2 separate regions of the Homo sapiens genome follow, and region 1 is linked to region 2. The links are chromatin contacts, found by Hi-C or POLR2A ChIA-PET in ENCODE. All regions are on one chromosome and are shown on one strand. The core of a region is the stretch at or near the end of the contact, and the rest is flanking DNA. Distances in the headings are between cores, read along the strand shown. Region 1 overlaps ZDHHC20 (zDHHC palmitoyltransferase 20). Region 2 holds the start of SKA3 (spindle and kinetochore associated complex subunit 3).

Region 1 (4,982 bases), core at 1,855-4,354, 220 kb after region 2:
GACAGAGTGAGACTCTGTCTCAAAAAAAAAAAAAGAAAGAAAGAAAACTCAGAAAATGTGGAAAAAGCATTTGCAACCCATGACAGAAAAAGGATTAATATCTTTAGAAGTGTCTCACATATTCTGGTTAGGAGTCCTTTGTGAGATATATGCGTTGTAAATATCTTCTCCCAGTCAGTAGCTTGCTTTTTCACTCCAAAAGTCACCTTTTTATAAAAAGTTCTTTATTTTAATGAAGTCCAATTTATTGATCTTTTCTTTTATGGTGATTGCTATGTTCAATGTAAGAAATCCTCATTTGGGCTGGCCGCAGTGGCTCATGCCTGTAATGCCAGCATTTTGGGAGACCGAGGCGGGCGGATCACCTGAGGTCAGGAGTTCAAGACTGGCCTGGCCAACATGGTAAAACCCCGTCTCTGCTAGAGAATCACTTGAACCCAGGAAGTGGAGGTTGCAGTGAGCCGAGATTGTGCCATCACACTCTAGCCTGGGTGACAAGAGCTAAACTGCATCTCAAAAAAAAAAAAAGAAATCCTCATCTAACTCAAGGTCAAGAATAACGATTAGTGGCTGGGCTCGGTGGCTCGCACCTGTAATCCCAGCACTTTGGGAGGCCGAGGTGGGAGGACTGTTTGAGATCAGGACTTATAGACCAGCCTGGGCAACATGGTGAAACCCTGTCTCTACAAACAATACAAAAATTAGCCGGGCATGGTGGTGCCTGCCCATGGTCCCAGCTACTTGGGGGCTTGAGGCAGGGGATTGCTTGAGCCTGGGAGATTGAAACTGCAGTGAGCCGTGATCGCACCACTGCACTCCAGCCTGGGAGACAGAGTGGGACCCTATCTCAAAAAACAAAACAACAACAAAAAAGATTAGTATCTTTAATATAAGACAAACTCTTTTCATGTGTAAATATGAAAACCTACTAGAAATGGGCAAAGAACACAATAGAAATTTCACAAAAAAGACATGCCAGTAGCTAGCAAGCATATCCTCATAAGCATATGCAAAAAAAATTTTCCTCTGCTCATAAATTGGCAGGGATTGTACTTAAGAAAGGAGAGAATAAAGACAGGAAATTAGGAGATGGAGGGTCTAAACCATGTCTGTGATATTAGGAATAGGAATGATTTGAGGCACAGAGTTGGAAAAAACAAAATAAAAAACATCTACTGACTGCTTTCCATGTATTTACACTATTTATTTTAATCATTACATCAATCCTATAAGTTATTACCTCAGTTTTAAAAATGAAAGAACAAAGAGTCTAAAGTTTAAGTATCTTGATTCTGGCTATTCACTCAGCAAATATTTACTGAACACCTACTGTGTGTTCAGTACTGGGCGACTAAGAAACATAAACAAACAGGTTGGGCGCGGTGGCTCACACCTGTAATCCCAGCACTTTGGGAGGTCGAGGCGGGCAGATCACGAGGTCAGGAGATCGAGACCATCCTGGCTAACACGGTGAAACCCCGTCTCTACTAAAAATACAAAAAATTAGCCGGGCGAGGTGCCGGGTGCCTGTAGTCCCAGCTACTCGGGAGGCTGAGGCAGCAGAATGGCATGAACCCGGGAGGCGGAGCTGGCAGTGAGCCAAGATCGCGCCACTGCACTCCAGCCTGGGCAACAGAGCGAGACTCCGTCTCAAAAAAAAAAAAAAGGAAAGAAACATAAACAAACAAAATAAACAAATATTCATGCTCTCATGGAGCTTAGATTCTGGCAAATAAATACATACATGGCATTTACATGTAAAGAAAGCTCATTTTTTTCCCCTAGTATACCACCCTGATTCTATACCTCAGTTTCATACAGGAATAACAATAGTTCCAAGATGCTATTAATTTTTCTAGCTTGGAAACTGATAAGATTTGTAAAGATGTTGTTCCCAATCAATCAGATAAACATAGAAAGAACAGTGAAATGAAAATGAGGTTGGTTTGAGACGTGCTGATTTTTATGGTGTCTTCCTCATGTCTACTGGTTCAATAAATAGCAACTGGAAACAGGGGAATGGGCTCAGCCCATGTGAGCGCTAGGGCTAGGAACAGCAATTGTGAATGCCACAGGGGGACACGCAACAACCCAGAAACACAGTAGAAAGAACCAACAGTGAGACAGCCCAGGACTGAACCTATATTTAAAGGGCTGAAGGGGAAAGAGAAAGGAATTAATATTATCTTGAAATTTAAAGAGAGTTTAAATGAAGGAGAAAATGTTCATTTATTTTGAAATTATTTCTTGGCCAGGTGCAGTGGCTCACACTTGTAATCCCAGCACTTTGGGAGGCCAAGGCGGGCAAATCACTTGAAGTCAGGAGCTCGAGACCAGCCTCGCCAGCATGGTGAAACCCTGTCTCTACTAAAAATACAAAAATTACCCAGGCATTGTGGTGGAGCACCCATAATCCCAGCTATTCAGGGAGGCTGAGGCAGGAGAATCGCTTGAACCCAGAAGGCAGAGGTTATAGTAAGATGAGATCGCGCCACTGCACTCCAGCCTGGGTGACCAAGCAAGATTCCGTCTCAAATAAAAATAAAATCAAATAAAAATAAAAATAAAATAAAATATAAAATAATTTCTAAATTTTTAAAAAATGGCACATGCACAGAGAAAATTAAAATAATGCTAAAAAGCTATTAATGAAAAACAGCAGTTCTCCCACTTCCAAGAGGCAGTTACTTTCAATGTTTTTGGTAGTTTTTCCTCAAAAAATATATACTTCCATACTAAAAAAAATTTTAAAGCTATATTTATCTGTTTTGAATATATTACTATTTGTCCATGTTATACAAAATCCAAAGGATAACTGTAGAAAGCATGTCTCCCTTCTAAGTGCCCTCCCCAGAGGCAACCAGTTAAGAATTTTTTACTGCATTCTTCCAGATAAAACATATACAAATATATATACATGTTATTTTGCTGTAGAAACGGCAGCATACTATATGCATTCTTCCGTACCTTGTTTTTTTCACGTTAATAAAAGATCTCAAAGATCACTTCACATCATTTGTTATAAAGAGCTTCCTTATTCTTTCTTAAGCTGCATTGCATTCCTTTGTATAGATGTGTCATAGTTTCAGGGGACCTCAGTTGATAAGACATTTGATTGTTTTCATTCATTTGCCATTTTAAGAAATGCTGTAAAATCTATAAAGACAGGAAGCAGTTTAGTGGCTGCCTGGGGCTGAGGCAACCACTAAACTGCTTCCTGTCTTTATAGATTTTATTACTATAAAATTGCAGTAAGTCTCACCAACTCAAAGAAAAGCAATTTACCTCCCTAAAATGAATATGTCTTTGTTAGAATGTGGGTGAAAATAATTTGGATCACTAAAAGAGGCTCACTATATCCTGTTTAATACACATTTATTTACAAATAAACATGTGTATATGAAAGTAAATTGTAGCCCTATCTGTCCTCTGATGGATTTATAAAACTCTAACTTGTAAAATTAAAGTATATCTACTTGTCATAAAAAATAAAGTAATTTATTAGGAAGATAGCATCTTAAAGTCTTAAATACATGTTTCAAGATAGAAAAAAAGACTTACCGTCCAAAATTTTATAAAGTACTCTAAAACTGTTGCAGCCACGAAAAGGCAATATAATAGGGAATACAATAAAAACAGCAGGAAGAATTTGTAATTAGAAAATCCCACACAGTTATTCACCCTGGAAAAATAAAGAAAGCCACATTATAAAAGTAAGACAAATCACAAATTCACAGAAATAGAAAGTAGGATGGAGGCTGCCAGGGGCTGGTGTGGTGTGGGGAAGGGGAGCTTTTTAATGCGAATAAAATTTCAGTTTTGCAGGATGAAAAAGTTCTGGAGATTAATTGCACAACAATTTGAACATACTTAACACTACTGAACTGTACCCTAAGAAATGGTTAACATGGTACATCTTATGGGAGTCTCATTCTGTTGCCCAGGCTGGAGTGCAGTGGCACAATCTCGGCTCACTGCAACCTCTGCCTCCCAGGTTCACGTGATTCTCCTGCCTCAGACTCCCAAGTAGCTGGGATTACAGGCGCCCAACACAACAGCCGGCTAATTTTTGTATTTTTAGTAGAGATGGGGTTTCACCATGTTGCCCAGGCTGGTCTTGAACTCCTGACCTCTTCGATGTTTTTTAAAACAATTAAAACATAATAATTAAAAAAAATAAATTGGGCCGAGTGCAGTGGCTCATGCCTGTAATCCTAGTACTTTGGGAGGCCAAGGCGGGTGGACTGCTTAAGCCCAGGAGTGCAAGACCAGCATGGGCAACATGGAGAGACCCCATCTCTATTAAAAATACAAAAAATCAGCCAGGCGTGGTGGTGCATGCCTGCAGTCCCAGCTACTTGAGAGACTGAGGTGGAAGAATCACCTGAGCCCAGAAGGTCAAGGCTGCAGTGAGACAAGATCATGCCACTGTACTACAGCCTGGGCAACCAGAGACCCTGTTTCAAAAATAAAATAAAACAAAACAAACACAAAGAAAGACAAATCAGAAAACTAGAAAACTTAATCATTATTACCTAGAAATGGGTCATCTGGGAAGTTGAGTGGTGTCTTAATTGTGAATGTTTGTATTTAATAAATTCCATAAGGAATGTGGAATTTTAATGTTAATTCTTAATACATTGTTATTTGGGTTAATTTCAGCAGATATTTTAATAGAAACCATTTAATATAACTGTTTACATACAAATCTATGCATATATGTAAAGAGATCAATCTTAATATCTATGAGTAAACTGGCCTTCAAAATTTAGGAATACTGAAGTTACTCTAAATTCTCTCTCTCACCACCAATGCAATTTCTTCTGTTTTTTTATACATACCAAGGACAGTGATGATCCATCTTAAGAATACATCTAGGAAACAAACAAGCATAAGAAAATCCATGCAGAAAAATTCTTCTAATTCTAACTTCTCATAATTTTCTTTTATTTGACTTAAAATTCCCTTTACAACTACATCTT
Region 2 (5,270 bases), core at 208-2,707:
GCCTCCGAGTAGCTGGGATTACAGGCGCCCACTACTATGCCCAGCTAATTGTTTTGTATTTTTAGTAGAGACGAGGTTTCACCACGTTGGCCAGGCTGGTCTTGAACTCCTGACCTCGGGCGATCCACCCACCTCGGCCTCCCAAAATGCTGGGATTACAGGCGTGTGCCACCGTGCACGGCCAAATCTTTTTTTCTTTTTGAGACGGACTCTTGCTCTGTCGCCGAGGCTGGAGTGCAGTGGCGGATCTCGGCTCACTGCAAGTTCCGCCTCCCGGGTTCACGCCATTCTCCTACCTCAGCCTCCCGAGTAGCTGGGACTACCGGCGCCCGCCACCACGCCCGGCTAATTTTTTGTATTTTTAGTAGAGACGGGGTTTCACCGTGTTAGCCAGAATGGTCTCGATCTCCTGACCTTGTGATCCGCCCGCCTCAGCCTCCCAAAGTGCTAGGATTACAGGCGTGAGCCACCGCGCCGGGCAGAAATAGACATTTTCAAGTGACTGGAGATCATTCATTATATAATTAAAGTAAAAGTAGTCTGCAGGGTGTAATATTTTAAAGCACATTACAATTATGACATTTATGAAATAATTCCAAAATCTGAACTACTTTTTCAACAATTTAAAAAATCTCTAATAAAAAGGGGAATGGTGAATTTTGCTTTATTTATATACACATATTTTTTTAAACCCCAGCACTGTTGAGTACTAGTGTTTGTGTTGGCAACATGGTTTAGCGGGAAAAACACAGAGGTTTACTGCAACTGTGGACCACGTGAGTGAGAAAAAAGTCACTATATGTGTAAAGTATTGTGTAAAGAACGTTAAATAGCTTGATTCTAAGAGAAACTGTTTAGGTTTACATGGTATTTTACTGACAAGCACACATATTGTATGTGACGAAAGCATATCACGTATAAATTAGTATATGTATTATGAGCTCAATCTGTTAATTTAGGTTCTTATTCTTAAGTGCTGCTGTCTCTGTTTATAACGTAATAGTGCTACTTTCATTATCTCAAGAGAGCCGTGGGGTTGTACATGGGTCTAAAACGGACACGCGACAAGGGTTCCTAGGAATAAACCATAAACAGGCCCGGGAGCTACGCTAACGCCAAACGCCGAGCAGTGAGACGCGCAGCACCCGCCCTGCGCCTCGGTGGCAGCCGTCCACGCCGTCAGTGCCTGGCGGTTCCCGTGGGACATACCGTCCACTCGCCACGCCCCTCCGCCCGCGGCGCACCCCACGCACCGTGCCCTGGCCGCCCGCCTCACGCACCGCTTTCCTCTCCGTCCAGCGCTCGCTGCAGCCGGGCCGTCTCGCAGTCCAGCGTGCTGGCCAGAGACCGCAGCTTCCCGCAGAAGCTCCGGATAGGGTCCATGCTGAGCACAGCGGGGAAGGACTCCAGGCGTACGCAGACCCCACCGCTCAGCTCACAGCCTCCCGCCACTAGTTTGAATCTCGGCGCCGGACGCGTCCTCGGCTCTGCGCAGGCGCAGTCCTCTCTCGCGAGAGCCGAAGTCTCTCGCCGAGGCCCCAGGAGACCCCGCGAGACGGGTGCGCTTACGCCACGGCGTCTGCTGGCGGCCGCGGAGACGCAGAGTCTTGAGCAGCGCGGCAGGTGAGTAGCTGTGCGAATTCGGTTCTCTAGGGAGCTCCTTCTTCGCCTGCTGGCCTTACCTGGGCTCCCCGCTTCTCTGGAGGGGAGGCGGTGCGGGAACTCCCGTAGGCGTGAGCTGGAGCGCGCGCCCGCTGCTCTCTCCAGGTCCGGCCGCGCCAGTTCGCCTCCGCAAAGCCCGTCCCTCTCTTCCGCAGGCACCATGTTCCTGACTGCGCTCCTCTGGCGCGGCCGCATTCCCGGCCGTCAGTGGATCGGGAAGCACCGGCGGCCGCGGTTCGTGTCGTTGCGCGCCAAGCAGAACATGATCCGCCGCCTGGAGATCGAGGCGGAGAACCATTACTGGCTGAGCATGCCCTACATGACCCGGGAGCAGGAGCGCGGCCACGCCGCGGTGCGCAGGAGGGAGGCCTTCGAGGCCATAAAGGCGGCCGCCACTTCCAAGTTCCCCCCGCATAGATTCATTGCGGACCAGCTCGACCATCTCAATGTCACCAAGAAATGGTCCTAATCCTGAGTCGTCACCCTTGGATTTTATGGATCACGGAGCTGACCATCTTTACCTGGTCCTGGAACTGAAAAACTGTAGCTTGTGTGAAAATGAGCCTTTGGACCAGTCTTTATTAAAACAAACAAACATGAGTAGTCTGCATATCGAATATCTAGAGCTCTAAACCCCCAATACTTAAAAGTCTAATTGCTGTCCTGTGGTTTCATTAGTCTGATAGGAAGATAGGGATTTCCTCAGTCACAGATGATATTTTGAAGGAAAGCTGCAATAAAGCCACAATGATTTGAGGTCTTTGCTTAAGTATGAGATACTTGATGGGGGCTTTATCATGCAACATTAGTTTGCTTACCTTAAGAATTGCCCAAAAATGAAAGAAAATATGAGCTTTTCAGTTAAACATACTCCTAAAAACATTTTCCGGGATTTTACTACTAAAATTGGACATTTAAGCGAAGTAAAAGAGGCCGGGTGCGGTGGCTCACGCCTGTAATCCCAACACTTTAGGAGTCCAAGGCGGGCGGATCACTTGAGGTCAGGAGTTCAAGACCAGCTTGGCCAAGGTGATAAAACCCGTCTCTACTAATACAAAAAAAATTAGCTGGGTATGTTGGTGCAGGCTTGCAATCCCAGCTACTTGGGACGCTGAGGTGGGAGGATCGCCTGAACCTCAGAGGCAGAGGTTGCAATGAAGCGGAGGTTGCAGTGAGCCGAGAGCATGCCGCTGCACTCCAGCCTGGGAGACTGCATCTCAAAAAAGAAAAATAAACGAAGTAAAAGATATTTATCAGAGCTGTTACAGGAAGGTGTATTTTTTAGCTATTTTGGCAGGGTGCTGTGGTGCTTGCATGTAGTCCCAGCTATTCAGGAATATTGCTTGAGTCCAGCTTGGGCAACATAGCGAGACCCTATCTAAAATAACAATAATATATGGCCAGGCGGGATGGCTCACGCCTGTAATCCCAGCACTTTGGGAGGCTGAGGCGGGCAGATCACTTGAGGCCAGGAGTTCAAGACCAGCCCAACCAACATGGTGAAACCCTGTCTCCACTGAAAATACATAAAATTAGCCGGGTGCAGTGGTGAGGCCTGTAATCCCAGCTACTCAGGAGGCTGAGGCAGGAGAATCGCTTGCACCCAGGAGGTGGAGGCTGCAGTAAGTCGAGATTGTGTCACTGCACTCTAGCCTGGGCGACAGAAAAAGAAAATTTAGGTGGGGAAAAAAATCAGAATTGCGTCTGTGGGAACAGGAATAAAGGAGAAACCACTATTGACTGGGAAGACACACAAAGAACTTTGTCAAAGTTGTATGGCTGAGGCCCACACGGTGGCTCACTTCTGTAATCCCATCACTTTGGGAGGCTTAGGCAGAAGGATCACCTGAGATCAGGAGTTCCAGACCAGCCTGGCCAACATGGCGAAACCCCATCTCTACTAAAAATACAAAAATTAGCCGGGCGTGGTGGCTTACGCCTGTAATCCCAGCACTTTGGGAGGCCAAGGTGGGCGGATCACAAGGTCAGGAGTTCGAGACCAGCCTGGCCAATATGGTGAAACCCCATCTCTACTAAAAATATAAAAATCAGCAAAAAAAATTTAGCCAGGCTTGGTCATGCATGCCTGTAATCCTAGCTACTGGGAAGGCTGAGGAAGGAGAATTGCTTGAACCCAGGTGGTGGAGGTTGCAGTGAGCTGAGATCGTGCCACTGCTCTCCAGCCTGCATGACGGGAGTGAGACACCATCTCAAAAAATACATATAATAATATAAATAAAAATATCTTTTTTGAAAATAATTTAATATACCATGTAATTTACCAGTTGAAGATGTTCGCTTTCAGAATATAATAAAAATAGTCAAAAACTTTGTGTTTCTAAATACATACTGTATATAGTAGTGTAATACAGTACCCTATACAATATGCATTTGGTGACACAGTATACAGCACTCTATACGGTTGGAACTATTTTATATTTGAGGAAACATTTAAGGAACTGTCCACAGTTACAGCCAGTGATGAGATGGACTTGAGATTGAATTGCTGTATAATACAGAAATCTTGGGTGAGTACGGTCAACAATAATTTATTGAACATTTAAAAATAGCTGAGGCCGGGTGTGGTGGCTCACGCCTGTAATCCCAGCACTTTGGGAGGTCTAGGCAGGCGGATCACGAGGTCGGGAGATCGGGACCATCCTGGCCAATATGGTGAAACCCCATCTCTACTAAAAAATAGAAAAACTAGCTGGGCATGGTGGCACATGCCTTTAATTCCAGCTACTCGGGAGGCTGAGGCAGGAGGAGAATCACTTGAACCAGGGAGTTGGAGATTGCAGTGAGCTGAGATTGTGCCACTGCACTCCAGCCTGGTGACAGAGCAAGACTCCATCTCAAAAAAATAAAAATAAATAGCTGAAAGATGGCCTGGCACACTGGCTAACGTTTGCAATCCCAACACTTTGGGAAGCCTAAGAATTGGAGACCAGCTTGGGCAACATAGTGAGAACTCTACAAAAAATCAAAAAATTGGCCAGGCCCATGGTGTGCACCTGTAGTCCTAGCTGCTTGGGAGACTGAGGCAGAAGGATGGCTTGAGCTGGGGAGGTTGAGGCTGCAGTGAGCTGTGGTTGTGCCACGACACTCCAGCCTGGGCCACAGAGTAAGACCCTGTCTCAAGAAAAAAATAGCTAAAATACTACAATTGGATTGTTTGTAACACAAAGAAAGGATAAATGCTTGCAGCGATGGATTAACCCCCGCCAAAAAAGAAATCTTGTTGACTGTTAAATATATAGAAAAAAAAATTCAATCCCATTATTCACTATTTCCCATTAACGAGATAATCTTCATTTTTTTTTCTTTTAGTCTCCTTATACATACGCTTTTTGAAAATATATTGAGATATTGAGCCCAGGAGCTTGAGGCTGCAGTGAGCTATGATTGTGCCACTACATTCCTGGCTGGGGAACAGAACAATGTCTCAATTTTTTTTTTTGCTGTGTATGGTGGCTCAGCCTGAAACCCCAGCACTTCGGGAGGCTGAGGTAGGAGGATTGCTTGATGCCAAGAGTGTGAGACCAGCCTGGGCAACATAGTGAGACCCTATCTCTAAAATGAAATGAATCAAAAATGTATTGAGATAG

The links. Hi-C counts contacts between places; a loop is a spot of excess contacts on that map. ChIA-PET counts read pairs that join two places held with the same protein, here RNA polymerase II (POLR2A). Pooled maps may share reads with other maps.
Region 1: a loop to region 2 is called in a pooled map, with 2.1 times the contacts of the local background. The contact joins the enhancer-like site here to the promoter of SKA3 in region 2. A Hi-C loop is called at or near these places in 1 of 37 single-sample maps with no recorded cell type and 4 of 50 pooled maps. POLR2A ChIA-PET finds 5 or more read pairs at or near these places in 6 of 52 experiments (H1, T-cell, activated CD8-positive, alpha-beta T cell and 2 more).

Annotation. Positions count from the first base shown.
Region 1 is chr13:21,396,812-21,401,793 of GRCh38, forward strand. ZDHHC20 (zDHHC palmitoyltransferase 20) reads right to left here. Exons shown (of 13, transcript NM_001330059.2): 6 at 4,842-4,874; 7 at 3,562-3,682. Among named protein-coding and RNA genes, the nearest start is that of LINC00539, 54 kb to the left of the region's middle. Within about 2 kb of position 3,105, at least 2 of the 41 ENCODE cell types and tissues checked have a DNase peak (open chromatin) inside an H3K27ac peak, as active enhancers do.
Region 2 is chr13:21,175,095-21,180,364 of GRCh38, forward strand. SKA3 (spindle and kinetochore associated complex subunit 3) reads right to left here and starts at 1,458. Exons shown (of 9, transcript NM_145061.6): 1 at 1,281-1,458. The coding sequence starts at 1,383. It overlaps MRPL57 (mitochondrial ribosomal protein L57), which reads left to right and starts at 1,564. Exons shown (of 2, transcript NM_024026.5): 1 at 1,564-1,623; 2 at 1,818-3,990. The coding sequence starts at 1,823. The coding sequence ends at 2,131. RefSeq lists enhancers at 1-253, 976-1,698, 1,714-2,033.